Regions from separate parts of the Mus musculus genome. Here region 1 is linked to region 2. A link is a loop called in an ENCODE intact Hi-C map of the cell type or tissue named here. Cell type or tissue: gastrocnemius. All regions are shown on one strand. Each heading gives the region's core, and the rest is flanking DNA. Links, peaks and the distances in the headings are about the cores only. Region 1 holds the start of 9530077C05Rik (RIKEN cDNA 9530077C05 gene). Region 2 holds the start of Zfp809 (zinc finger protein 809).

Evidence for each region. Hi-C counts contacts between places; a loop is a spot of excess contacts. Peaks named below come from ENCODE experiments on the same cell type or tissue, not always from the same donor. Only the 100,000 strongest peaks of a DNase experiment are listed, where the experiment ranks them.
Region 1: it touches region 2 in a loop (2.6-fold over the local background); 16 of 42 quality-filtered maps call a loop at or near these places.

The regions. Positions count from the first base shown.
Region 1 is chr9:22,403,301-22,418,467 of GRCm38, reverse strand. 9530077C05Rik (RIKEN cDNA 9530077C05 gene) reads right to left here and starts at 6,921. Exons shown (of 7, transcript NM_026739.3): 1 at 6,719-6,921. The coding sequence starts at 6,743. In gastrocnemius, for the core only: CTCF peaks have their summits at 6,997 and 9,950 (motif pointing right); a DNase peak (open chromatin) is centred at 6,985; H3K4me3 peaks cover 1,084 bases; H3K27ac peaks cover 828 bases.
Region 2 is chr9:22,218,430-22,233,596 of GRCm38, reverse strand. It overlaps Zfp809 (zinc finger protein 809), which reads right to left and starts at 7,885. Exons shown (of 5, transcript NM_001164624.1): 1 at 7,765-7,885. The coding sequence starts at 7,767. In gastrocnemius, for the core only: CTCF peaks have their summits at 7,004 (motif pointing left) and 7,613; DNase peaks (open chromatin) are centred at 7,110, 7,666, 7,941, 8,323 and 2 more places; H3K4me3 peaks cover 2,377 bases; H3K27ac peaks cover 2,259 bases.

The sequences.
Region 1 (15,167 bases), core at 3,825-11,824, 180 kb before region 2:
AAGTGGACTGTGAATAAATACTTATCCTGATACCCACAGATCAGTACAGCTCTCTGCTCTCACTGCAATAGACATCAGTTAACAGAGACTCACACCTCTTCAAAATGCAGGACACATGTGAGTGTGGACTCGTCGCTGCATCATCCCCCCACTTCCAGGACCCAGGTAACACCACAGAAGAGAAGGTGAAAAGGTTATCGGGAGGGCTGCTGTGAAGTGGTGTTCCCAGACACAGGAGGGCTGGGCGCCATCAACTCATGGTAGCTAGGGCTGCTTGCACAAGGTAAAGCTGGCAATGGTTGCCAGAGAAGAGAGACCATTTTCATAGTGGTCACTGGTAAAGTGCTGCTTCTGTCCTGTATATTCCTGTAAGCATCCCTCCAAAGGCCAAGAAGACATGAAGGGAATGCCTCAGGAGTGGGAGGGGGTGAGGGATAGGGCGGAGAAAGCATAACCCAAACCCACTGCATACACATTTGAAACCCTTTGTATACAGGCTAACCGGGTTAGCCGAGCATCTTAAAAGACAAATAGTATTACTTCATTAAAATTGCTTCTCAGCATTAGCACTCTGATAAATACACTGAATTCTCCAATACAACAAAAGCTCCCTATGTATCTAGAACAGGAGAAAAGGACACTCAGATTCCTGGCTTCCTCCCCGGCTCTGTCAAGGACGCTCTGTAACATTAGCCTAATCATTAAACCCATCGGGGCTCTTGTTCCTATCTAAAAGCATGCAGGAGAAGGGACACTGCTCAGTAAACAAGCGTTTCACTGCTGGGAATGGCTTAGGTTTCTGAAAAGTTATAAAGTCCTGACTACAAACGAGACCAGCAAAAACAACACGCAGTGGAAAAATACCAGCAGCTGACAAAATGGTGCTTCTCTCTTTTCTTTTTGTTTTGCTGTTCTGAGTTTATCTTCTTCCTTTCTTGTTTTTGCCCCAGCATCTTGTTACTTTGTAACCGTCTTTCTGTGTGTCTGCGAATGGAGTGAATGGATGCCACTCGTGTACAGTACCCTCAGGTGCCAGAAGAGATGGTTCTGTCCCTTGGAGCCAGATCCTGGTACCTGTCAGTACATGGTGGCTGAACTATTGTCCTCTAAAACTCAGCAAGTGTTCTACCCTGCTGAGCAATCTCTCCACTCCCCTATCCCTCCTCACACACACTGCCTAGCTTTTTGGGGTTTTTTGTTTTGTTTTGTTTTTTGATACAAGGTCTCTTCTGTACCACCCTGGCTGGCCTGGAACTCTATGTAGAGCAGGCTGGCCTGGAACTTGGAGAGCTGCTGTCTCTGAGTACAGTTCTGGGTTTTGAACCTAGGGTCTTGCATATACTAACTAGCTGTTCTGCCACTTAGCTATACTCCTGGCCAAATGAAAATTTCATGATGCACTAATACTTATTATAAAACCCGACAACTTGGGTTAATGTTGCAAAAAGGATGTCTGGTTGCCAACAGGAATATAAAACAGAACAAAACAAAAGCCCCACAGTGTCCAAAGAGAAACACTTTAATGTTATTAAAGAGTATTTCATCTCTTGCACTCAGATGATATCTATCAAACAGTACTTATCAGAATACTAGAGTACTGTGCACAGAAAATAAAAGTGAAGTTACAAGTGCCAGCGCTGAGCAACATCAGGTAATGTTGAACAGTGGAAGCTAGATCAAAGGAATACATGACTACATTTATATATTGTTCACGAACAGCAAAGTTAGCTTAGGCCTCTAGCTTTTGCTTCTAATTTTTAGGAGAGGCTAAGACAAGGGGCTAGCCTGGGCTATACAGTGAGTTCCAAGCCATTCTGAGCTAGAATGAGAACTTATGTAAAAAAACACTGCCCCACCCCTGCAAAAAGAAAATAGAGAACAACAACATTCAAGGGACCAAATTCTCTGTCCTTTCTCAAGTTCTTTCCCTCCCTAGGCTGCCTTTCTGTTTCCCCTTTCTTAAGCACGAAGGAGAGCAAACCAATTGAAAGCAGTCCCACACTGCAAAGAGTTCAGAGTTTTGCTGTTGGGAAAGCCGTCAATACAAAAAAATATAAATTGTAACCATGACAGTTACATCAAGGTGTCAGGAGAGTCTGGTGCAAAGTGAGAACTGACCTACTAAGTGCTTTCTGATGCCAGATAAGTATATGTTAGCCAAGCAGCCAGGGAGAAGAGGCAAACCTAGGGAGGCAGGGAGGATCTGAGGATTGGTACTACAGAAGTGGGAAGATTAGATGGCTGTGGGAGACGAGGCTGGAGAGGAGGAGTCAAAGATATGGATGGAGTTTCTCCTAAGGCTCGGGAAAGATTTGTGTCTGTCCTTAGTTATAAGTCAACACTTGCTCATCTCCACCATCAGGGCTAAAGTGCTTATAGATCCCTAACCACAGAAGCAATACAAAATAAGTGTAACATTAGAAGGCTCTTATTAGGGTTGGCGAGATGGGTAAAGATGCTTGTTGCTAAATCAATTCACAAAGTAGAAGGCAAGAACTGTGTACTGGCTAGTTTTGTGTCAACTTGACACAGGCTGGAGTTATCACAGAGAAAGGAGCTTCAATTGGGGGAATGCCTCCATGAGATCCAGCTGTAAGGCATTTTCTCAATTAGTGGTCAAGGGGGAAAGCCCCCTTGTAGGTGGTACCATCTCTGGGCTGGTAGTCTTGGTTCTATAAGAGAGCAGGCTGAGCATGCCAGGGGAAGCAAGCCAGTAAGGAACATCCCTCCATGGCCTCTGCATCAGCTCCTGCTTTCTGACATGCTTGAGTTCCAGTCCTGACTTCTTGGTGATGAACAGCAGTATGAAAGTGTAAGCTGAATAAACCCTTTCCTCCCCAACTTGTTTCTTGGTCATGATGTTTGTGCAGGAATAGAAACCCTGACTAAGACAAGCTGAATCCAGAAAATCATGCTCTGACATTCACACATGTGCTGCAGCATGTTTATTACTCCCAACTCTCTCTCTCTCTCTCTCTCTCTCTCTCTCTCTCTCTCTCTCTCTCTCTCTCTCTCTCCTTCCTCTCTTTCTCTCTCTTCTCTCTCTCTTCTCTCTTTCCCCTCTCTCTCTCTTTCCTCTCTCTTCCCCCCCCCTCTGAAAGTAAAAACCAAATGCGTTTGCACTGTTGTTATCACTACTAGGATAACACTGAGGTACTCTCCACAGGGACTTTGGAGTACATGCTCAGCATGGCGGTGGCCACTGGGCAGCTCACACCTACAACCCTAGCACTTGGGAGGCAAAGGCAGGAGGAACTCTAACTGAAGCCAACAGGGACTACATAGTGAGACCCTGTTTCTAAAAACTAAAAGGAAACCAAGCATGGCTGGCTCAGGCCGTTTTGCCCAGCACTCTGGAGGCTAGGGCAGGCAGATCTCACAGGAAAAAAAACTGAAAGCAAAAACAAAAAACAAAAACAAAAAACATGACACCAAATACTGGGCCACTGGGATTGCATGGGTGAACCGCAATGCTAGGATTCTGGAAGTTTTGTTTTTTGTGACAAGGTCTCACAGATCCCAGACTGGCCTCAAACTCACTGTGTAGCTAAGGATAACCATGAACCCCTGATCTTCCAAATCCTGAGATTACAGGTGCACCCACCATGCAGAGCTGCTTGCCTGAGGCTTGATGGAAAAGAACGTCATCCCAGAAAGACATGAGACACTGAAGTAGCTAGCTGTGGTCCTTATGAGATCCTGGAGACAGGACGGCTGTGAGCTCTGCAGCAGTCACAGCTACAAAGTGAGGAGAGGGGGGGATGAGGATGGAGGAGATAGAGGGGGAAAGGAGGGGGAGAAGAGGGAGAGGAGAAGAGAAGGGGGAGGGAGTGGAGAAGGGGAGAGAGAGGGAGGGGAAGAGGGGAGGAAGAAGGAGGGGAGGAGAAGAAGGAGAGGGGAGGGAGAAGGGGTGGAATTGGTGAGGAGAGAGAGTTATAAGAGATGAGCTAGAACTAGATGTGGTGTTGCAACCTGTAATGCCAGCACTCAGGAGACTAAGCCAAGAGGCCACTCTGTACCATGCAGAAAAAAAACAGGAAAGAAAGGGACAAAGGGACAAGGGACAGAGGGAGGAGTGAGAGAGGAAAGAAAATAAACCTTTTCTGACTTGATGCCATTTCTAAGCAACATTCTTTTTTTTTTAATAACTTTCACTTCTGTGTCACCTCACCCTCCTGTTAGCAGTTTCACGAGGATGTCATGTCTAGATCACAGAACGTCATGACTAAGTAAAACTCGGGTACCATACAAAGTGATTTTACAAACAACTGCTTCAGTTTTGGAATGTAAATTGCCACTTTAGTCTACATTTATAGTTTTTTACCATACTTGAACTTCTGATTCTCTCCCTCCACATCTTGGGTGGTAGGGTTTTAAGTGTGCACTACCACACCTGGATTAGCTGGCACTGGGCACCAGAAGCAGGGTGCTTGCATGCTAGGCGAGCACGCTCTCAGCTGGGCCATCCCCAGTCCCCCAGACATGTATTTTGGGACAGGCACTCACTTAAGTTAGCCAGGAAGACCTGAACTTGCATCTCCCTGCTGCAGCTTCCCAGTAGCTAGGGTTCCAGGCCTGTGCCACCAGGCTGGCATATATATTGCTCTTTCAAAGCAAAAAGAAAAAAGGTCCACATTTTCATCAGTGTTCTTATTGCAATCAAGTTCTACTGGCAAGAAAGGGGCAGGGGCATCTGAGACACTGCAGAGTGAGGGGAAGTCTGGATAGTACAGATCTGTTTCTCAGCTACACTCTCCATAAAGGTTCTGGTTGTCCCATTTATTGATTGACAGATATGTCAGCACGAAGCCTACACAACAGGAGAGCCTATATAATAAATTAACAATACTAATACTAATAATCGCTTTGTAACAATGGTGAATGTTTAAAAATACCAGAAACAAGTTTCCCTAATGCTAGTGTTTCACTGCCAAGTTACCTACATCAGAAAATGCACGACCACGAAGGTCTGCCACTTGTAGTCCATTAAATTCTGGTGAAAGAACTGATTTAACAAGAGTAGGTGTTCAGTTTAAAAAGAATCCATCTGCAAACCCCTGGCTCTATAGGAATACAGTCTGTACTGCAGACTCTCAACATATCTGTTTCCTAATACTATATTTTAATCATATGCCATACTAATATTTTAATCATTCTCTCACCACAATGACTTTCAGTTTGGGGGAAAATAATTTTAATTGGTGTAGTTTCTAAACCCAGTGACTCACGTGGCAACAGAATCTATTGTCTTGCAGGCAATGATTTTAACTGGATGATAGGGAGAGTATTTTGCCACCCACAGGGCATTTTTGGTTGTCACAATTCTCTGTGTGTTAAAACAGTCGCTCACAATAAAGAATTAACTCCTTCAATATTAAACTGCTGTGGCTGAGAGGCCTTGTTCTATATCATAAAACGGACCGGAAGTTTTCATTACCTTTGTTAGTGTACATAAGAATGCATTTCTTTCTGGCATCTCCTGTTCGATCCTGGTCTCTAGTAAGCAAGTATCCCATCAGCCCGACTACGCAGCTGCATGCACACGGACCACTGAGTCATCCTCATATTTGCCACTCTTCTGCCAGGCTTGATGTTTTAAAGCAACGTTTTGACATTGTATTGTTTTGGGAGTTTTGTTTGTTTGTTTTTAGAGACAGGGTATCAGTGGCTGGTCTGGAACTTCTGTAGACCAGGCTGACTAAGCTCACCTGCGTCTGCCTCTGATAATGTGTTTTAAGGTGAAAGAGTTATATCTACATCAAATCACAATTTTAAAAAGCCTAATGCCAATTTAAGTGGCCTCTAAGATCTTGGCTTTTATAACTGCATGTCTCCTGTCAACATAACAGTGGAATAGTCTGTAGGTTATCGCAATCGCACAACAGTAGGTTCTGTGTTTTATAACACTGAACAGCAAACAGTGTAAAAAAATTAAGATGAGAAAGTAGTTTCACTTAAAAATAATTTAGTTTTTCAGTTTAAAAAGTTCTGCAATAACATATAATGAAAGGAGTTTCAAAGTACCATAATGAAACCTCTTACTTTGTATGCTAACTTAAAGAATGGTTTTAGCTATTGATGTCCATATCTTAGCACTGGGGAGACTGAGGCAGGAGGGTCAGGGGTTCAAAACAACTAATTTGGAAAATTGGTCTACTGGGTACTGCAATAGCCTGAAGCTAAAAGTTCTAGGCTTATTTTTGACTCTACTGTGGGAATTAGCTATTTCCCTTTATTCCGTTGTTTTGGTATCTGTCCTGCAGAAATGTTTTCATGCAGAATCAAATGCTAGGAAAATGACTCTGGAACTGTTTAATATTATTAAAGATTTAAATAGGGCTAATATGCATATCTATTCAAAAATGAAAGACAAACTTTCCAACCTTGGATCTAAACACCTGCTCTTATTAATAACATCAATTCAAAATGTTTGCTAATAAATGCAAACAAAAATACACAACATACACTGAAATGTAGAGATGTGTTTTCACAGCTGATTTTTTTTTTTTCTGAACATTCTAGAAAATATAACACCTTACTACACACCTAAAATGCTCTGGAATCGTATTGGACTCTACACTCTCTAGATTGCACAGCTCTTGCCCCTCACCTCTGCTGGGCTAGGGCTGTGCGACTGCACCTGGTCTTCCGAGTCCCAGACCCAACGGTCTCCACCCGCTGCAGCCGCGCCACTTGGGCCAGCAGTGCCTACACTCACCCGTTACGCGAATAGACTCCAGCATCGTCCCGCCAAGGCCAAGGCCAAGGCCGGCGGGCCGCACCGACGAAAACTCCCGTAAGGCAGCTCGAGACCAGATGGGGCAGGACTGGCAGCGCAAGGTGGAGGACCACGTCTTACCCAGAGGCTGGAAAGCGCTCTGGCGGTTCCACCTAGTCTCAGAGCTAAGAACCCGCCACGGTGACGTCGCTGCAACCCCGTTGCTAGGAGACGATCCTGCCTTCTTCCCGCACTCCACGCCACCAAACATGCTCGCCGCTGGAGGCGCTCCTGCGACTGACACCCTGCTCGTAGGGAGAGAAGGGAAGCGAACTACAACTCCCAGCGTGCACAACGCGGACCCGTGCAAGGAGCTGGTCCGCAGAGGCTGGGGTGTTTGTGTGGGGAGGTCGGGATCTGTATGAGGCTCAAAGGGCTTCATTTCATGATGGTAGAGGGAAATAGAAATGGTGTAATAATTCTGAGTTTTAGTTGACCAGAGCAAATTCAGACCCCTGACCTTCCAGCTAATTTACATGGTATGAAATAAATAGGGCGATTTTAGAAGAAAAAAATGGCCAGGTATGGTGGCACACTCCTGTTATCCAAACACTTGAGATGTGCAGCAAAGATGATCAGGGGTTCAAGACCATCATTGCTATATAGTGAATTTTGAGACCATCTTGACTATACAAGAATGTCTAAAAAAAAAAAAAGAATAAAATAAATAAATGCAATATTTAATTTAAAAAGGAGATCTGGAGAAATGGCTCAGCAGTTAAGAACACTGACTACTTTACAGAGGACTTGGGTTTGTTTCCTCATGGCAGCTCACAACTACATGTAACTCCACTTCGAGAGCACCCCATCCCTCTGGCTCTCCCCAGGCCCATACTCGCAAACACTCATGAAATACACACAATTTTTTTTAAACTGAATTGAAAAAGGAAACAGACTGTGGGTGTAGCTCAGATGGTGAAGGGCTCTCTTTAGCATTCAGAGACCCCTGAATTTAATCCCCAGTACTATACAAACCTGGCCTGGTGGTACACATCTCTAATTCCAGCATTCAGGAGGTAGAAGCAGGAGGATCAAGATGTTCCAATTCCTCTATAAGCTTGAAGCCACCCTATATTATATCTATATTATATTATGTATATATCTGAGGTTGCATAAAGGGGTTTTGAGAGGGAGAAGTTGATAGTGAATAATTAAATCATAAATTTACTTTAAATCTATTATTTGTATATATAGAATTTTACCATTTTAGAATATGAAAGCTAATTTCACACTGAGATGGATGTGCTTGTTTATTTTTACATAAATAATCTCAGCTGAATATTTAATAATGCAGGGCACAGAGTATCTTCAACACAGTTCTGTGCGTGTGTGTGTGTGTGTGTGTGTGTGTGTGTGTGTAAGCACTTGTATGCCTTGATTTATGTGTGGAGGTCAGAGGACAACTTGCAGGAGTCAGTTCTCTCCTTCCACCAAATGGGTTCTGGGAATGGAACTCAGGTCGTCAGCTTGGTGGTAGGTGCCTTTACTGCTGAGCCATCTCACCAGCCTGCATCTTCCACATTTTTCAGAGGTGATTTTTCTCTTTCACTTTTATAGTTGTCAATGCTGAGAGTACCATTTTACATAAGCTCACAGGATAAACTCACAGAAGTATGCTTAGTGATTTTCAGAATGTTGGAAATTCTGTCCTAATCCCAAGACAAGGTTCATTTCAATCAAGAAAGAAAACTGGAATCAGCACATCCTTTGGCAGGGACACAAGCTTCATGTAGGCTGACCTAGTACTCACTACACAGCTGAGGAGAACTTTGAACTCCTGACCCTCCTCTCTCCTCAGCCACTTAAGTGCTGGGATTACAGGAGTATACAACCTCACACAGCTTTTAAAAAATTGTTCTTAAAGATTATTTTAAAAATTTAATGTGGTCTTTAAAAAATTATTTGTGGGTAGAGTGTTTCCTTTCATGTGTTCCATGTGTGTGCCTAGTGCCCATAGAGGCCAGAAGAGGGCGTCAGAGTCCTCAAAACTGGGATTATGGATAGCTGTGAGGCACTGCGTGGGCGCTGCAAAATGAACCCAGGTCCTCTGCAAGAGCAGCAAGTGCCTTTAACTACTGAGCCAGCCCTCAGCCCTTCAAATGCCAACGTTTAAAGCAAAACATTCTAAACCAGTACACTCATAAGATATATTAGGTACTTACGTGCCGGGGAGTGGCGGTGGAAAAATACTAAAAGCCTTTGTCTCCATAATTAATCCATCACGTTATGTTTCCATAAGAGCAGAAAACCTTATATAAGCACTGCCACTCTTAACATCAAATCGTGTAGAATTCAAGCTCAGGTGTTTCAGGTAGCATTCACTTTCACTAGTGTTGATGGGTGACACCATATACAATAGAAAATACATATTTTGTGTTCAGAGCCAAAGCTGCAGTGACATCACTTGCTGCAGTGCCGGTGAGTACTGCCCAAAATGCTCCAGAGGGATTCAATACATTTGATTCGGAATCAGTGTTTTGGCCTGAAATGTTTTACTGTTGACAGAAATTTTCCCAACCCCCACATTCAGTTACATGACCCCATCTGGCGTCTCAACCCTCAGTTTCTGAAGCTGAGTCCTGGATGATCCTGTAGTCTCACCATGACTCAAATCTGTTTTCAAAACCCAGTGGCCAGAGGGATCTTGCTGCCACGGGATCATGCCACCCTGCTCATGAGCTACCCGGGAGGTTCTTTATGACTTAGCTCTGCTCAGCTCTTTGATGTCATCTCCTACTATGCTCTCACTGTTCTAGAGATGCACTACGTACTGTTTTACCACACGTCCTTTGTTATCTGTAAGTCTTCCTGCTTGGAATACTCTTCTTCCTGATTGTCTACAGAACACCTTCCTCACTTCCAAATGTCACTCTTCTGAAAACTACACTACTTAAAGTTCCTTTTCGTATTCCATATGCCCTTTCTCAGCTTTATTTTCCCTTAGCATTTTTTCAGCGTTTTTTGACCTATGGTTTACTGGATTTCATCCCTATTTTGTGTACCCATTCATAGGACAAGCAATGTTTTGTTTTGTTTTGTTTTGTTTCCTTTAAGGCTATAGAGATTAAACCTAAAGCCTCGACAGATAAGAACGGTATCTGGGGCTGGAGAGATGGCTCAGCAGTTAAAAGCACTGACTGCTCTTCCAGGGATCCTGAGTTCAACTCCCAGCGACCACATGGTGGCTCCCTAGCCTAAAAAAAAGATGCCCATGAACATACAAGAAGCCTACAGAACTCCAAATAGACTGGACCAGAAAAGAAATTCTTTCTGTCACATAATAAAACACCAAATGCACTAAACAAAGAAAGAATATTAAAAAGCAGTAAAGGGAAAAGGTCAAGTAACATATAAAGGGAAACCTATCAGAATTAAACGAGACTTCTTACCAGAGACTATGAAAGCTAGAAGATCCTGGGCAGATGTCATACAGACTTGTAAGAGAACACAAATGCCAGCCCCAGGCTACTATACCCGGCAAAACTCTCAATTACCATAGACAGAGAAAACAAGACATTCCATGAAAAACTCAAATTTACATAATATATTTCCATAAATCCAGCCCTACAAAGTATAATAGATGGAAAACACTAACACAAGGAGGGAAACTACACCCTAGGAAAAAGCAAAGAAAAAAAAAGCAAGAAAAGTAATCTTTCAACAAACCTAAAAGAAGGGGCTGGTGAGATGGCTCAGTGGGTAAGAGCACCCGACTGCTCTTCCGAAGGTCCAGAGTTCAAATCCCAGCAACCACATGGTGGCTCATAACCATCCGTAACAAGATCTGGCGCCCTCTTCTGGAGTGTCTGAAGACAGCTACAGTGTACTTACATATAATAATAAATAAATCTTAAAAAAAAAATTGAAAAAAAAAACAAACTAAAAGAAGATAGCCACACAAACATAATTCCACCTCTAACAACAAAAATAACAGGAAGTAACAATCACTTTTCCTTAATATCTTAACATCAATGGACTCAATTCAACATAAACTAACAGACTGGATACATAAACAGGACCCAGCATTTTGCTGCATACTGGAAATGCACCTCAGTGACAAAGACAGACACCACCTCAGATCAGAATAAAGGGTTGGAAAACAATTTTCCAAGCAAATGGTCCCAAGGAACAAGCTGGAGTAGCCATTCTAATATCGAATAAAATCAACTTTCAGGGGCTGGAGACATGGCTCAGTGGTTAAGAGCATCGACTGCTCTTACAAAGATCCTGAGTTCAAATCCCATCAACCACATGGTGGCTCACAACCATCCGTAATGAGATCTGATGCCCTCTTCTGGTGTGTCTGAAGACAGCTACAGTGTACTTAGATATAATAATAAATAAATCTTTTTTAAAAATCAACTTTCAACCAAAAGTTATCAAAAAGCATAAAGAAGGACACTTCATACTCATCAAAGGAAAAATCTACCAAGAAGAACTCGCAATTCTGAACATTTATGCTCCAAATGCAAGGGCACCCACATTCATAAAAGAAACTTTACTAAAGCTCAAAGCACACATTGCACCTCACACAATAAAAAATGGGAGACCAGGGACTGGAGAGATGGCTCAGCGGTTAAGAGCACTGTCTGCTCTTCCAAAGGCCCTGAGTTCAAATCCCACAACCACATGGTGACTTACAACCATCCGTAATGAGATCTGATGCCCTCTTCTGGGGGTGTCTGAAGACACCTACAGTGTATTTACATATAATAAATAAATCTTTAAAAAAAATGTGAGACTTCAACTTCCACTCTCAAAATGGACAAATTATGGAAACAGAAAATAAACAGAGACACAGTGAAACTAACAGAAGTTATGAAACAAATGGATCTAACAGATATTTATAGAACATTTCAACCTAAAACAAAAGAATGTACCTTCTTCTCAGCACCTCACGGTACCTTCTCCAAAACTGACCATATAATTGGTCACAGAACAGGCCTCAACAGACACAAGAAGACTGATATAATCCCATGCATCCCATCAGATCAGCACGGACTAAGGCTGATCTTAAATACCAACAAAAACAACGGAAAACACACATACACATGGAAGCTGAACAATGCTCTACTCAATGATAACTTGGTCAAGGAAGAAATAAAGAAATAAATTAAAGGCTTTTTAGAATTTAATGAAAATGAAGACACAATATACTAAAACTTATGGGACACAATGAAAACAGTGGTAAGAGGAAAACTCATAACTCTAAGTGCCTCCAGAAAGAAACTGGAGAGAGCACACACTAGCAGCTTGACAGCACACCTGAAAGCTCTAGAACAAAAGGAAGCAAATTCACCCAAGAGGAGTAGACGGCAGGAAATAATCAAACTCAGGGCTGAAATCAACGAGGTGGAAACAAAAAGAACTATACAAAGAATCAACAAAACCAGGAGCTTGTTCTTTGAGAAAATCAACAAGATAGATAAACCCTTAGCCAGACTAACTAGAGGCCACAGAGACAATATCCAAATTAACAAAATCAGAAATGAAAAGGGGGACATAACAATGAAATGTATCTTAAAATAATTATTCTATTTGTTGAATATTAACAGTTGAAAATATTAAAATCATGTTCTACAAATAAACAAACAAGACAAAACAAAAGTACTGACTGTTCTTCCAGAGGTCCTGAGTTCAACCCCCAGCAACCACATGGTGGCTCACAACCATCTGTAATAGGATCTGATGCCCTTTTCTGGTGTGTCTGAAGACAGCTACATTGTACTCATATAAATAAAAATAAATAATATTTTAAAAAAAAAAAGGAACAGTACCTGGAGAGTGGGGAGCTGAAGAGATGGCTCAGCAGTTAAGAGCACGTATTGCTCTTCTAAAGGGCTTGGGCACAGTTCCTAGCACCCACGTGCAGCTCACAACCATCTGTAACTCTAGGGTGGGGAGCACTAGAAAATGTGTGGATTTTCAATGTTAACTCAAAGAAACAGACTGGAAATGAGTCTTCAGATGCGTCATGTTTCAGTTCATGCATTTGCTAAAGCAGTTTAGTTACAATTACTCTGGCAACACATATTCTGAAACTTGTTTTTCCAGTTTTCTGTGAGTACTCTACTCCTCATGTCTAGTGTGTAGTTACTTTAGCTTAAGGACTTTTTCTCAAAAAGGAAAACTTGTGGATAGTCAGGCAGTCCTAGTATACCTATGGTCCAGCCTGTTGCCCTTTTACATTATATTCAACAATTATTCTTTGAAAAAAGAAAACAAAGAATGTCCTAATGGAGATTTCTCTGAACACCGTCCAAGAATTGAGTCGTGAGAATTCTGAGTGCTTGTGAGAGAACTCCAAGAAAACAAGAAGACAGTCTTGTGATCTCAGTTTCTTCAGAACTCAGAATTCTTCTTAGAATGTGGAGAGGATAGGAGTGCATTTATTTCAGCTATTGTTATTCACATGTCCCGATGGAAAAACATTTTTGCCACATGTAGCTTGGCCCTGTGATTGGACGCCTTACTTATATAATGCTTCTTAACCCTGGAAGTATAAGCTGTCCAACACTCTGAATAAAGTTGGCTATTGCATGAGACTTTGGTCCGCCTCCTTTTTAGGACCTGCTTTCCTAGGTATACCAACAAGAGTGTTAGAGGTGTATAAAGCCATGCGACCACAGCCTGTGCAGTTTACTCTGAATGCTTTTGCTGGCATGCTGAACCATTGTGTCTGCTTTCTTTATAACTCATCAGTTGGTTTGCTTTTCGGTGCTGGCTATCCAATTCAGAGCTTTGTGTGTACTTATGCAAGCACTCTACCACTGTTTTATGTCCCAGCCCCATTTTTATTACATTTCAAAATACCCAAAATGTATATATTTCATGGATTTTTATATACAAGTGCCTGGTTTAATGTTTTTAGAGTATGGAAGGAACTTACGGACTAGTAAGGGAGATTTTAAATACTGACATCATTACAATATATGAATATATATGTGCATAAGTATATACTGTATGTACATATCTACATATATATATACAAATTAGAGTAGATATTGAAAGTATACTTCCTCTTCAGTGTTCATCAGTCTTAAGGATTTGGGGGTTTGGGTAGTGGGATATGCCTTTAATGCTAGCCCTTCAGAGGCAGAAGCAGGTAGATCTCTAACCAACCTGGTTTATAATAGAACGTGTTCTATGTCAGCCTGAGCTACAGACTGAGAACCTATCTCAAAACAAAAACAAAAGTGAAAAACTTAGGAATTATAAAATTATAAAAATTATAATGGGTTGGAGAGATGACTCAGGGGTTAAGAGCGCTGGCTGCTGTTACAGAGGACCTGGGTTCAATGCCCAGCATTCACAACCATCTCTAGCTCTGGTTCTAGAGACGATAACATTCTGACTTTAATGAGCATGTGGTATATACATAACTACACGCAGGCAAAACATTCGTACACATGTAACAAAATAAATCTTTTTAAGTGTGGTGAGCAATGAGTTTAATCTCAATACTAGGGAGGCAGGGACAAGTGGATCTCTTGTAAGTTTGAAGCTAGCCTGGTCTACATAGTAAACCAGAACTACACAGTGAGACTGTAGTTTTCTTTTTTCTCTTTCTTTCTTTCTTTCTTTCTTTCTTCCTTTCTTTCTTTCTTTCTTTCTTTCTTCCTTTTTTCTGTTTTTTGTTTTGTTTTGTTTTGTTTTGTTTTTGTTTTTGAGACAGGGTTTCTCTGTGTAGCCCTGACTGTTCTGGAACTCACTCTGTAGACCAGGCTGGTCTCAAACTCAGAAATCCGCCTGCCTCTGCCTCCCAAGTGCTGTGGGAATGCACCACCACTGCCCGGCAAGACTGTATTTTTCAAAAAAAAAAAAAAATCTAAAAATGAGTTTGATGCCTTTGTACTTAGCCTATTTAGAATCTACCTCATTCTTGTTTTGTTTTTAAGATTTATTTATTTATTATACATAAGTACACTGTAGCTGTTTTCAGATACTCCAGAAGAGGGAGTCAGACCTCATTACAGAGGGTTGTGAGCCACCACGTGGTTGCTGGGATTTGAACTCAAGACCTTTGGAAGAGCAGTCAGTGCTCTTAACCACTGAGCCATCTCTCCAGCCCCTCATTCTTGTTTTTTATATTCACCCTACCAATACTCTTGTATCATTTTTATTTTAGGTATTCTTAATAAGTGCTCTATGAAGACATATGTCAATATAATTAAGACATTTAAAGTTCTGTTTTACACATAGTCTTCAGGCACTTGCTCACAGATTCATGGACAGAGTCATCTGTTCTTGGCTATAGGGCTGGTTCTTACTGCTCCAGCTATGTGACTAGTCATCCTCATGAGGTCTTGCACCGGCACTGTTAATCGTTGGTTCACTCTGTGCCTGCTCAGGGTCTGTCAGGATAGAGCGTCTGCAGCTGTGCTGCACT
Region 2 (15,167 bases), core at 3,758-11,757:
GGATAATCTCTAAATAGTAAAGGAATTTATTGATGACTTACAGTCGGCAGCCGAATTCCCAACAATTGTTCAGTCTGTGAATGGAAGTCCAAGGATCTAGCAGTTACTCAGTCTCACGCAGCAAGCAGGCAAAGGAGCAAGAGCAAGAGCTAGAGCTAGACTCCCTTCTTCCAATGTCCTTATATTGTCTCCAGCAGAAGGTGTAGCCCAGATTAAAGGTGTGTTCCACCACACCTTTAATCCCAGATGAAAGGCATAGCCCAGATTAAAGGTGTGTTCCTTAAACTCGGAGATTCAATCTTCTGGAATCCATAGCCACTATGGCTCAAGATCTTCAAACCAAGATCCAGATAAGGATCTCCAAGCCTCCAGATAAGGGTCACTGGTGAGCCTTCCAATTCCGGATTGTAGTTCATTCCAAATATTGTCAAGTTGACAACCAGGAATAGCCACTACAATCCACCCCTTGTCAACTTGACACAAATAATATCTCGTGTTCACATGAAACAATAACAAGGTTGTAAATACGCCTAACCAGGAATAGCCACTACAGTCAGCCAGCTTCCTTATCTGGCTCTGTACTTAGCCTGCTAGTATAGTTGGGAACGTCCCTTCAGAGGGGGAAGGGGCTGAGTGGTCTTGAATTTATTTTGGATTCTACTTTCAGAATATGCAACATGCATGCTTTGCATAGTACATGCCATCACACCACCAATGCATGTCACCTGTAAGACCCTGGTTCAGATTTAAGTATGTTATAAACTGCAGTTCTTGTTCCTTACATAGTTATCTGCTCTTCTGAATCACAGCTTTTTGGGTTAGGGGTTTTTTTGGTAGAAAACAAACACATTTCACACTATCCTACCGTCACCCCTTGCCATTTATTCCTGCACTGTAATACGTCAGATGCATCAGCAATCCGTCTCACTAGTATGCAAAGTTGTTTGCACCTTTAAAAAATATCAATGCTAGATATATGCCAAAACATTATTTTAAAATAAAGTTCTTATTATCAGCAAATGTTTCATATGCACATCTATTTTGTACAGATGAATATCTAAGGACATAAAGATATTTCCTGGTGGAAAAATGGGGTCTCAAGTATAAAGCATTTCAGAATCCCTGACTTTACTTCCACACAAAGGTAACAAGGTTAATAACCATTTACACATGTATCAAGTCCCCTCAAAAGCAAAAATGAATTGACAGATTACACTGACCACTGGGAAAATACGCACACCAATCTCTAGCACAGACAACATGCCAGAGTCCTGGAAAATGAGTCTAGTCACCTAACATCACCCCAGGAAAGGAAGACTAGGTACATATAGCTAGAACCCTACTGTCCAGTGCATAGGAATCTACAGTAACCTATCTAGATCCAGAGCAAACTCTCAGTTCTATATGCTAATGGAAAAGAATCCACTCGTTTCCTGGTCAATCCTGAAAATTTGACCTCAAAGGTCCCATTTCTCTCTAGTAGGGCATTTTGTTAACTGCTGCTGCTGACAGTCGGTCGAGCTTTCCTCTAACCTGCTCCAGGGAGCTAACAGGGCAGGAATCATTAGACCTCCGGCAGCCTGATGAAAGTGCACTGCACAGACAGACCCAGACCCTCCAGTTCCCATCAGGAGTCTGTCCAGATACTTACTGCCATATCTCTAACAGTTGGCTTGTGGGAATACAGGCTAAAATTCAGAAAGCTCTGGGAACAAAGGGACCTGGACACATGAATATCTCTTTCAAGCTATAAAGATGCACAGCTCTAGGGAGAACTAACTACCATTACTTAAACAGACATGATATGAAACTGCCGCTGCCAACATCCCCTATAACCTGAAGATGCTTTGTTCTGCAGCAGGCAGTGGTTGATGCAGGGACTTCCAGCTGGTCAAGGTGTACAGAACAAGGCACTGGACAACTGAGCCTCGAATGGCGCACCTCTACCACATTCCCTATGCCCAAGGCTCGGGGTCATCTTGGGAGAAGGGGAAGAAAGTCTAGGAGGCAGGTGCTAAGGAGGACTGCTCTGAAACACTGCTTTCCCCACCTGTCAGGGACACTGAACTCATGAACTCACAGAAGCTATGACTACAGGCTCAAGATTAAGTCAGGTGAAATTCCAACGTGCCTGGGCTGAGAGGCTCCGAGGCAAGGAGAGTAAAGTTTGCCGTGGCTGTAGCCCAGGCTGCCCGCATTCAGCAAAGACCGTAGACCCTTCTCATGCTGGCAGTGCTAAGTAGTGTAAAGGTTTGTTTTTGTTTTAAATTACATTAGTTGGGGGAAAATTTTTTGGTTTGGTGGGCATGGAAGGAGCTAGAGAAAGGATCTGAACAAAACACATCATATATCACAGGAACTTCTCAAGAGAGTTTTTAAAAGAAGATAAATGCTTAACTATTATAAATTTAGTAATTAGATGTGGTCTATGTGCAGGCTTTGATGGCCTCTTTACTCTGAGACACTATCCTGATGAGAAGCAGGTGCTTTTTGGCAAAGACTTTGTATGATAAAATAGTTTTGTACTGAAGTAAAGGATTGTGAAAAGGAGATCAGAAAAAAAAAAACAAAAAAACAAAAAAACAAAAAAACCAGAAAATTCATGTCACAATGAGACTTATACAAACTAACTTAAGGGACATTGCTAAAAATACATAAAGCTTTCAAAGAGCAAAGACAATATGTTTTCTTAAAAAAAATTTTTTTTTGCAGTTTCTACTAAGTTTGTCAAGATTTTAAATACAGGGTTGGAGAGATAGCTCAGTCTCTCCTAAAGTCCTAAATTCAATTCCTGGCACCCACATGGTGGCTTCTATAATGGGATTTGATGCCCTCTTCTGGCATACAGATGTACATGCAGGTAGAGCACTCATACATAAAAAAATTAGATGAGCATAATGGTACATGCCTTTAAAAAAAATGGGGCTGGTAAACTGGCTCAGCAGTTAAGAAGAGCACTGGCTGCTCTTCCAGAGGTCCTGAGGTCAAGTCCCAGCAACCACATGGTGGCTTACTACCATCTATAAGGGGATTTGATGCCCTCTTCTGGCCTGTGCATCAGAGCACTCATACATTAAATAGATAAAATTACAAATATATATATTTCAATTACAAAAAGTCTTACTGTGAGTCAAGTTTTTAGTGTTACAGAACAGCAGTGTTTCAAACCACAGTTTGTCCTTCAAATCTGTTGTAACTACACTATGGGCATTTAACAGTTATATTGGAATCTAAGACCAGTAAGACAAGGGGTTGAGATGACAATCAATATTTTAGCTAGGTCACAGGAGACCAGAGGATAAACACTTCTTACCAAGACCTTGACCCATCCCGCAGATCACACAACTGATTGAAAGGAGCAAAGGAGGCTAAGGTTCTCCAAACAACCTGCTCAAAGAAACCCTCAAGGAGCCCCGTCTACCCATAACAGGGTCTAATGTGTGGCTATCTACAAGGTCTTAAACACCCAGGAGAAAAGGCTAATCCCAAATAGTATTACAAAATGAAATCCATCAACTCCCAATCATCCTTGCCGAATTCTGCTGAGTCCTGGTATCTACAGTCCCTACAAAGAGAGTCATTCAAGTAACTAGCTCCAGCCAACTTAAAAACCTTATCTGACCCTGAAAGCCCTCAACTCAATAGATCTCAGAGAAAACTAAACACTGGCTTTTTCTTCCTTGTAAACGCCAGGCTTTATTGGACAATCTGGCCAAAGTTTGAATGCAGCGTCCGTGCTGCCAGCACCCATTTTCAACAATTTAACTATGCTAGTCAGTGGGAAAATATAGATAAAATGGACCAAAAAAAAAAAAAGCTTGGGCTGACTGTGGCTGTGAAGGGCTTTTGCCAGCCTTACACCCCCCATCCCCACCCCCCACCCCCCACAGGTTCCCTTTTCTGCCGGGGGGGAGGGGGGGAAGGGGGTCAAGGCTAGGCAAAGTTCGGTTCTCCAACCACAGTTCTTGGGAGGAGCAGGAACATTCTTGAGAAAATGTACTGATAGTCACCTGACCCTCTGCAAAGTCCCAGATAGAGTTCAAATGCGTGCCATGATCTGCCCATGCTTGCTAGCCAATAGATTTAAAAGTCAATATGCTTAGCCAATAAGTTTAAACTGTAACCTTGCTGATGTAACCTGTGCCCCCTAAAAACTATAAAAACTGTGTAATAGCCATTCGGGGGTCACCTAGTCACTTGTCTTGAGGGTCTAATTGAAGGTTGATCCTGATGTGCCGGAAAATAGGCCTCTTGCTTTTGCATCGATCTGTGTCTCAGTGTCTCACTCGGGGGCATCTCGAAGTATCACTAGTGGATCGAGGGTTGGGGTCTTACAGCCAAGCTAGAAAAGGTATTTGCCACCAAGACTGATGTCCACCACATGCACACTATAGCATACCCCCTTATAAATAAATGCAATAAAGCAAAATGTCAAAAATGAAAAGCAAGGTATGTGTGCATTCCTGCAATCCTGCTCAGAGGTAGAAACAGGTGGTCTCTGTGGGTTATAGGCTGGCCTAGTTTACATATTAAGTTCCAGGTTAGCCAGAACTACATACTAAAACCCTGCCTTAAAAAAAAAGCAACTCGGGGCTGGCGAGATGGCTCAGCAGTTAAGAGCACTGACTGCTCTTCCACAGGTCCTGAGTTCAAATCCCAGCAACCACATGGTGGCTCACAACCATCCGTAATGACATCTGATGCCCTCTGGTGTGTCTAAAGACAGCTACAGTGTACTTACATAAAATAATAAATAAATCTAAAAAAAAAAAAAAGCAACTCGGGGCTGGTGAGATTGAAAGACCTCACAACGTGAGGACTCAGGAGAGGCGACACCCTAAATCACTCACGAGAAAGTCTTGTTGCAAACTGCAAGAGGACTTTTAATTCAAGAGCGCTCTCGGGCCCACGGTCATACACCACGCAGGGGTAGAGGACCGTGGCGCCCTGAGTAGATCCAGGGACACTGGGAAAACAGACCTGGTGTCTACTGGGAAATAAGACTTTACTGAGAAAAATATGTATATGAATGCCTTCTGGTTTTTGTAAACATTCTCAAGATGGATAGAAGCTTTTCCCTGTAAAAATGAGACTGTTCAGATAGTCATCAAGAAGATTATTAAAGAAAATTTTCCAAGATTCGGAGTGCCAAAAGCAATAGTGTCAGATAATGGCCCTGCCTTTGTTGCCCAGGTAAGTCAGGGTGTGGCCAAGTATTTAGAGGTCAAATGAAAATTGCATTGTGTGTACAGACCTCAGAGCTCAGGACAGATAAAAAAAAATAAATAGAACTCTAAAACAGACCTTGACAAAATTAATCATGGAGACCGGCGCAGACTTGGTGTTCCTTCCCCTTCCCCTATTTGGAACTAGAAATACTCCCTCTTGATTCAGTCATACTCTTTTTGAGATCGTTTAAGGGGCTCCTATGCCCATCACTGTCTTAAATGATGCGTTTAAACCTATGTTATAATAATGATCTGTGTGCTAAGTTAAAAGGCTTGCAGGTCGTGCAGAAAAAAGTCTGGTCACAACTGGCTACAAGGAACGAGCCGAGTACCCCAAGGACATCTCACCAGTTCCAGCCAGAGACCCTCAAGCCTCCCTAGAAGGGTCCCTGCCTAGTCCTGTTTACGATACCTTATTCTGTTTTTGTTCCCATGTTAAAGATACAGTATAGCTTATGGTCCTCCAGCATCAATACCAACCTATAGTTAAGATAGAAAAAGAGTATGATTTCTACTCTCCACATAGAGATATAGACTTCTGAAATTCTAAGATTAGAATTACTTAGTAGAAGTGAAAGACCCCCGAAGGGAGACCCTCACTCAAGCCTCGGGACAGCCGCGGACCCAAGAAGACACTGAGACCGAACTCAAAATGTAGTGGGCAAGATTTAATAAAGTAACAGCAAGAAAGCACATAGACCAGAGCTCTGGGGTCGAAACTCATACACCTAGTATGGTGTAGAGGAGAATCGACCTCGAGCCAAATTTTTCACAGGCTTATATAGGAAAAACTCAAGGGGGGAGAGCGGGGCAGGGAAAGTACAAGTTTGCATAACTAAGGGGTTCTGCCAAGGGAATTCTACGTAACTAAGGGGTCATATCCTATTATTTGGCAATGTACCCGGTTCATTCTGAGGTTGTTCCAGGAGGCCCTTATCTCAAAAATGTTCTTGGAACAGTCTTTAGTTGGGAGGGTTCGAACTCTAGGGTGAGGAGTTCAGGAATGCATTCTGGGGTGAAGAGTTCAGGAGTGTTCTGGGAACAATCTCTAGATGGGAGGGGTCGGGCTCTGGGGTGAGGAAGAGTTCAGTAATTTTTTTATCTTTATTCTTCAGAAGAAGAGGGGAATGAAAGGAAATTAAATAAAATAAAAGGTTTAAACTAAAAAGGCCTGGGACTGAGACTGCAAAGAAAACTAGCCCGGGCATGCCCGAGTCCGTCTTGAAGCTAGGTCTCCCAGGTCTCCCGGTCGTAAAGAAAGGGAGGGAATAGGAACTGCTTCTGACGATCTTGGCTGACTCTTTGACCATCTGGCAGCCCGGCGCCTCCTGCTTGCCCCCCTTTCTATAGAGAGCATAGTTAAAAGCTGAAACATTAACCAGATGCATTGTCGACTCTGATAAGCCCCCGGCTTTAGAATTCTTATACGCCCCGGTACTACTCTGCTCACTACCGCGCCAATTCTTCCTAGACCCTACCCTATCAAAACCCTGAGTTTTTGAGTCTCAGGGTCGATTCCTCTGTCTCCTGAGTGAGATACGTATTGATTGACCCGGAGCTCGGCCATTAAAGCTGCCTCAAGAAGGTCTCTCATGTTTCTTTGGGTGACCCCGCGACCTGAGACTTGAGTGGGGGGCTCCTTCTTGGGGTCCTACAAGATGGCTCAGCGATTAAGAGCACTGACTGCTCTTCCAAAGGTCCCGAGTTCAAATCCCAGCAACCACATGGTGGCTCACAACCATCCGTAACGAGGTCTGACGCCCTCTTCTGGTGTGTCTGAAGATAACTACAGTGTACTTACATATAATAAATAAATAAATAAATCTTAAAAAAAAAAAAAAAAAAAAAAGAGCAACTCAGGGCCTGAAGAGATCTCACAGTCATACTGCTTCCCCCTTGCCTTCTGCTCCTCGGTACCACGTCACAGTCTGCACCACACACATCCAATGCGTGGCTATTCCTGTACCTCAGCAATTTTAAGATTAAGTCTATCAGATACTTTAAAACTACTGTTTAGGACAAGGAACTGAATTTTTATCTTCCCCACTTCCTCCAATTAATGCGCAAAAATATTTAATCCTCGGGGATCCTTTCAGACCCACTAGTCTCTCATCCATCCTAAGGATGGGTTCTATCAACATCTCCCAAGTCTATAAAGTTCCTGATTGGTGACAGCCAGGACACTGACAGGCCTATCCCAGAGTGACAGACAGATGGAGAGTCACCCCTACTAGACCCAGCTCCCTGCACCCAGCTTCCGAGAGTTTCCAGACAGGGCGCAGAGTTCCCCATCCCAACCTTGCAGGTAAACGGAAGCCCAGAGTTCCTAGTGTGACACCGGCGCTGAAGCGACCCAGCGGTCAGGCATTCCTGTCTCTTGCCTGTGGGTGGCAGAGCTGTGCAGGGCGTTGCAGCCAGCTCGAGTCCCCACGCATGGTCGGGGCGCGATAGGACGCTCCGGGGTGCCCTGAGCCCGCCCAGCCCCCATCCCACAGCCATCCACACCGGCTCCACAGGGACGCCGCGCCGAGCTCACCATGATGGGACTGGGAGCGTCCTGTGACTCGGTCTCCGCCACCAGCACAACTTCCCGCAACGGACGCCTGGGGACCACAGGACCCAAGATGGCAGGCTCAGACCTCCTCTGAACTTTCTAAATCCACCCCACTTCCTCATTTCAGAGCGGTCCTGTCACAGGGCCTGAGTGACAGTCAAAGTCACCAATCGATGACGGAAGGCGGGGCGTAGCAAAGGGCATAAGGCTGTCTGATCATACGGAAAGTCTTAGCGGACAGAAAAACGGTATCACAATAATTTATTTTAATTCCCGTGAAGTTTTCTTACTGTGATGTGATGTATGTGTCTCTGTGTGTGTCTCTGTGTTTCTCTGTGTGTGTGTGTGGCGCGGGGGGTGGGTGGGGGGTGCTGACCTGTGGATAAATGATAAGATTAAGCAACTCTGACCCAACCCAGACCGACTCTGACAAAACACATACCAGAAAAAAAAAAAAAAAAAAAAAAAAAAAAAAAGTGCTGGCTGAAGGCTACCTGGGCCCTCTGGGGAACGAAGGTACTCTCCAAGGATGACCCGATATCACCCAGCCAACCAGACAAAAGGTCTAGCCATCCATCACCAAGTGCCTAGAAGCTGTTACTGTAATCTGCCCTCTAAAAAAAAAAAAAAATGTATACGGTGCTTGTAAGCTAGAACCGGGATCGCCCCCTGTCTCTTGCTTGAGAGACTGCTGAAGATCGATCCCTGCGCACCAGAAAAAATAAACATAGATCTTGTCTCACTTGGGGTCTTCCAGCAGGTAAAGCCCCTCTGGGGCTTTACATGAGAAGCATTTTTTTTTTTTTTTTTTTGGTTTTTTTCGAGACAGGGTTTCTCTGTGTAGCCCTGACTGTCCTGGAATTCACTTTGTAGACCAGGCTGACTTGGAACTCAGAAATCCACCTGCCTCTGCCTCCTGAGTGCTGGGATTAAAGGCATGAGCCGCCACGCCCCGCTGAGAAGCAATTTTTTTCTTTTCTTTTTTTCTTTTCTTTTCTTTTTTTTTTTTTAAGATTTATTTATTATTATATCTAAGTACATTGTAGTTGTCTTTAGATGCACCAGAAGAGGGCGTCAGATCTCATTAAGAATGGTTGTGAGCCACCATGTGGTTGCTGGGGTTTGACCTCAGGACCTTTTGGAAGAACAGTCAGTGCTCTTAACCACTGAGCCATCTCTCCAGCCCGAGAAGCAATTTTTAACACAAAATTTAAAACAGTACTGCAAAACTTTTTTATTAAAACCACGGCTAATGCTCAGAGTAATGAGTTGCATTATGGCCCTTTCATGCAGATGTGTAATTATACTGTTTTCATTCATTCTGTATTAACATTCAGAGTATAATAACCAAATAGAAGACCAACAACATTTTAAATCTGTCATGTTGTAATATCCCAAATTAACGTGTAAGCCCCACCTGCCTGGGGACCAGGTACCTTCCTGGAATGCTGTAAGCTGTAGTTCCTGGAAAATAAGGAAACCCCATGGCAAAGAAAGTAGAGGGTAGCCTATGGGTTTTGTCTTTACAAACTCCTATAGCACGTGACCCTGGCCTATAGCACGTGACCCGGGCCCACTTTCAGCTGGGAAATTACAGGAAATAAGTGGTTCTAACCAAAGTCCATCTCTTGGTCAATATTTAATAAAGTTTACTTCAAATTTGGCTCAAAATGGTGGAGTTTGGGTTTTTTTCTGGTGAATCTCAGCATTAGTAATGTAGGAAAATTTAAAGGCTTGTATAATGTGCCCCACATATGCGTATTACCTCCATTCCATTGGGTATTTGTAGGCTATGATACTGTGCTTACACATGTTTTAATGAAATGAACTGACTAACATTGCCCATTTTGTCCAGATGTATCCATTTAAGAGCACAGCAAAGCGAGGAATTGTGGCTTGAGTTTGTTGATACTCACAAGGAAAAACCTTTCCTAAACAGAAGCTGATGGCAGCACAATGGTTGAATCCATGCAGCATATACATCCTGAATAAGAACTTACAAAGGTCACCCCGTTCAGTCAGAACCTGGGTTTGGAGACCCCACCATCCACACAGTTCAACAGTCGTCTGTGTGGATGTATGTGAAGTGACTGGCTTATGAAACGGTTTGCTGCTGTGTGAGGCCTGTCAGCGGGGTCTGTGTCACACTTACACAGTGCAATCCTTACTGCGAATTTTGTTCCTGGCTGAGCCCAATGTAGTAGTGAGCTAGGATCTGAGGGGAACTGTGTAGGGTCCTCACCTTCACGAGACTTTTGTACTGTAGACATTTTGGTTAAAAAACAAAAAAGTAAGAATCGTGTCAGTCAACAAATTTGTATCCAAACAAATAGATCTCGGCGTGACTAAAAAGGCTGCGATAATAACTACCCCAAAGTGTTAAACTCCATCCTGTGTAGATAGTATACTCACCATATCCACTCATTTTTATTTTCTCATTCCTTTCTTTTCTCTATGAAACAGGGTTTGTTATATAACTCAAGCTAGCCTGGAACTCTCAGTATACCCCACGCAGGCCTTGAACCCTCATCTGCCTCTGACTCCAAATACTGCGAATACAAACTTGTGTGAACCACTTTAAAACAAACTAGAACTCTACAATTATTCTGATTTCCATATGTATTTAAATATTTGCTCTTTTAATCATCTCGGGAATGTTTTCTGGTGGTCCTTCTCTATATTTCCTTCCCTTAGGACCCGGGGATTGCTCTGATTTTCATTTTGTTTGGGCTTTTGTTTAATTGACTGATTGATTTAGACAGAGTCTCGTGTGGCCAAGGGTAGTTTCAAATTTCCAATTATCTATGTAGTAGCTGTGTACCTGAACTCCTAATTATCCTCATCGGTAAATCTAGAGATTATTGGTATGTACCTACACACCTACCTGACATCTGAATACTGACAGCAACTTTATCATCCGGTGTTATCAAACCCAGCGCTCAGGAGGCAGAGGCAGGTGGAGGTCTGAGAGTTTCAGCCCAGCCTGGTTTACATAGAGAGTAATCTACACAGTAAGAACCTGTCTTTTAAAAACAGTATAAGTGGGCTGGTGAGATGGCTCAGTGGGTTAGAGCACCCGACTGCTCTTCCGAAGGTCCAGAGTTTAAATCCCAGCAACCACATGGTGGCTCACAACCATCCGTAACGAGATCTGACTCCCTCTTCTGGTGTGTCTGAAGACAGCTACAATGTACTTACATATAATAAATAAATAAATCTTTAAAAAAAAAACAAAAACAAAAAAACAGTATAAGTAATACACTGTTATGTATTATGGGAATAACTAAGCATTAGTATCTACTAACAATAGGATACACCTCCCCAGAAATGAGTCCTTCATCAAGAATGACATCTGGGATTCTCTGTAACCACGTGCGTCCCCAATCTCTTCCTTCCTTCCTTCCTTCCTTCCTTTCTCTCTCTGTCTCTTTCTCTTCTTTCTTTCTTTCTTTCTTTCTTTTTTTTTTCTCAGGTTCTCACTACGTGGGAATGGAGCCAGAAGGAGCAGGCTGTGCCATGCTCCGTGCAGCTCATTCTGCTTCATCAGCTGAAGTTCACCGTGTTCAGGCTGAAGGAGTTGTCCAATACAAAAGCTCTGAGAAAACCTGGGAGAAACTGCCTAAGAGTAGGTGACTTCCCCATGCTTTTAGTCTCACGTCTGCAGTTTGTAGGTGTCCTACCAAGGACCAGCCTCAGTCGTTCCCAGGGTCTTGAGAAGGGAGAATTGGGACAGAGTGAAATCAGGGTCTCAGGCAAGGATGCAGATGCAAGCTGACAGGTGACCCATTGTTGTCCTGAGGCTGTGCTTGGAGACAGCTTGCAGTCTCTGTCTGTCTCTCTGTCTCTCTGTCTCTCTCTCTCTGTCTCTCTGGTTTTCTCTGAGTTCACCTCAGTCTTTTATTGGTTACACACTTCCTTGTTATACAATAATACATCATCAAAAACCTTTTCATTATTTTCCTCAAACCCATTATTTTTCCCACAAAGCTTCATGTAGCTATGTCACCAGAAAACACAATGCACACACAAAGTCACAGTTCATTGTCTGCAAAAGCAAGTTATATATTAACTTTTAACTCTGAGAAAAGCCTCCAAATCATAGCTCACCTGGGCAAAAACATGTGGCCACAGTGTTAGCCTGAGAACACAAAGGTGCTGAACAGTCAGGGTAATTAATGTTCATATTTTTAGCTTGTCTAAATTTGCCAAATCTCTTCCTCCTGTTTATTGAGCTCATCCAAATATTGGTTTCTACAGTGCTTTTCAAGCTCTTTTCCACATGAAATATTAATTTTCCTTGCAGCTTCCCCCAAGGGTCTCTCAGAAGCTCAAATTCTGTCTCTTAGAGCTTGTACCCTAGTTTCCTTAGGCAGGCGATGTCAGAGGGTCAAATCAGTATGTTCCAATCTCTTCCTTCCTTCCTTCCTTCCTTCCTTCCTTCCTTCCTTCCTTCCTTCCTTTCTCTCTCTGTCTCTTTCTCTTCTTTCTTTCTTTCTTTCTTTCTTTCTTTCTTTCTTTCTTTCTTTCTTTCTTTTTGATTTTTCAAGACAGGATTTCTCTGTGTAGTCCTGGCTGTCCTGTTCCAATCTCTCCATAAGGGTCTGTGATTCACCTGAGGCTGATACCCCAGACTCAGATAGTATACAAAGGCAAAAGGCAGTTATTCTGCAGACACTGCCAGCGTTCAGGAATCTCTTGAAACCCTCCATCCCCCATTTCCGGTGAGTGATGTTTCACATCCCCAGGCAGCACAGTAAAACTCTTCAGGACCCCCACATTTGGTAGCTCTTTTTCCCCTGGACATACATAAAAAGTCCTCCGTCGGCATTTAGGGTATGAATCTTGAGGAGACTGCTGGGTGTTGGGCCATGAACTATCAGCCAGCACAAATCAAAACTCAAGTTTGGGAACCAGGAAGTTCTGATTGGCCCTTTTGTATAGGCCAGTTGGGTGCAATAGCCAGTCTTGGGATTGCCAATTACCCTAGTGAAATCAAAAGGTTGGTGTGGGTTAGGGACTGCAATATGTACAGTCAGCGGAGATGTAGACACAGGACAGAGTCAATTTTCACGTGAGGGGCTTGGTGCTCTTTAGAACCCTCCACTCTGGCGTGGCTGGAGTCAGGTAGTCTTCAGTAAAGAACAGGTTAGCAGGTCCTGTGTGAGTATAGTGCACCTAGTTGGTGATTCCATCCACTTTGATGGCAGTTGTCAACGGGATGATGTAAGGGGTCCCTTCCACCTGGGTTCAAACCATCTTGGAGAAATTTCCTTACATAGACCAAGTCTCCTGGTTGAAACTTATGCAAGTCCAGAATCAGGCCTGCTTCATAGAGGGCACATAATTTAGGCCAAACATGTTTAGAAGCTCATTGGGTAGCTACTAAATCAGACTCTCCGGCAAGAATGCAGATGCAAGCTGACAGGTGACCCATTGTTGTTCTGAGGCTGCACTTGGAGATAGCCTGCAGTCTCTCTCTCTCTGTCTCTCTCTGTGTCTCTGTCTGTCTCTCTGTCTGTCTGTCTCTGTCTCTGTCTGTCTGTCTCTCTCTGTCTCTGTCTGTCTGTCTCTCTCTATCTCTGTCTGTCTCTCTCTCTGTCTCTGTCTCTCTCTGTCTCTGTCTATCTGTCTGTCTCTCTCTCTGTCTCTGTCTCTGTCTGTCTCTGTCTCTGTCTCTGTCTCTGTCTCTGTCTCTGTCTCTGTCTCTGTCTCTGTCTCTCTCTCTCTCTCTCTCTCTCTCTCTGGTTTTCTCTCTCTGAATTCACCTCCGTGAATGTTGGTTACACACAATAACTAATTGTTATTTGTTGTGTGTAACCCTAAGTGTTAAATCATCATTTCCAGTTCTTCAGTGGCTGCCGAGTGCAGGCTGGGTACAGTGGGGGCTGGGATACCATACATAATTTGAAGGGAGTTTAGTCCCATCTGCTAAGGAGAATTCCTTACCAGATATAGGGCAAAGGAAAGGAGAATCAGCCAGTCCCTGCCAGTTTCTAAGGCTAATATAGTTAAGGTCTCTTTTAATGTTCTATTCATCCTTTTTGACTTGTACTGAACTTGGGGGTCAGTATGCACAATGCAATTTGCAATCTGCCTCAATAAACTTCACGACACCCTGACTTACCTTGGACACAAATGTCAGTGCACTGTCTGACCCTATCATATGAAGAAATCCATTCCTGGGTAAGATGTTCTCCAGCAATTCCTTAGCCACTACCTCTGCTGTTTCAACCTTAGTTGGGAATGCCTCTGTCCACCTGGAGAAAGTGTCCACAAATACCAGCAGGTACTTATAGTAAACAAATACTCAAGTGCCAGTTGCTGCACCATCCAGCTTTTTCTAAAAAATGTCATTTCTTTTATGTGTACGCGTGTTTGCCTGCATGTATGTGTACCAGGTTGTACTGGTGTCCTTGGGGCATCAAGTCCCTGGAACTGGAGTTATGGTTGTGAGCTTCCATGTGGGTGCTAGGAATCAAACTGGGGTCCTCTGGAAAAGCAGCCAGTGTTCTTAATCAATGAGCTAGTTCCCTGGCTCCTGCACTGCTGTCTTCTTGAAGGAGGTCTTGTCCCGACCGAGAGTCTGGAAGGATTCTTAGTCTAAAGAATTGCTTTGGCTTTGTTACTGCATGAACCACCTTTATAGCTGTCATGATTTGCAGCAAAAGGTCACCTATGTTTCTGGGGGCTTATGGAACCATGTGCTTTATGGACAGAAAATTTCCAGATAGCCAAGTTCTCACAGCCACTGACACTTACTGGGACTTAGGTTCAGGGGATGACATGGGTGTGTCCCACTGCCTCACAATAGTGCTACAAGCTGGTGACTAAGCCACAGGCCTTGATTAGACATTTCAGAGGCAACTGCAGCAGAGATACGATGGAAAAACACAACCCAATACTTGTATGTGAATACTCATGCTAGCACCAATTGTGAGAGTTAGAAAGTGCCAGCAACCCAAGTGCCCATCCTCTGAAGACCCAATAAATACAATGGGAGTATGTCTACCCAGGGAGCTGCAGCTTGGCAAGCAGATACAGGCTCCAGCAGGGAGGGAGACACTCACCTTATCATCCCATTGCCACCCACAGTCCAGAATGCGTAAAACTGGGAACACAGAAAATAAATTGTGGCTGCCTGGAACAAGGGTGGGAGGTGGGGCAAGGGTTATAAGTAGCTTCAAGACTTCTGTTGGGCTGATGATGTGTTCTGAAATTAGCAAACACCCAGCTCTTCAGCTACACAAAACAAATTGCGCACTTAGGATGGGTAAGCCTGTAGGATACAAATCCTAGGGAAGCGAGCATGTCACCGACCTCCTGGGCTTAGTCATCAGATGGTGAGAGTGCAAGTCAAGTCCATGTTGATCCTTGCCCTCCAGCAG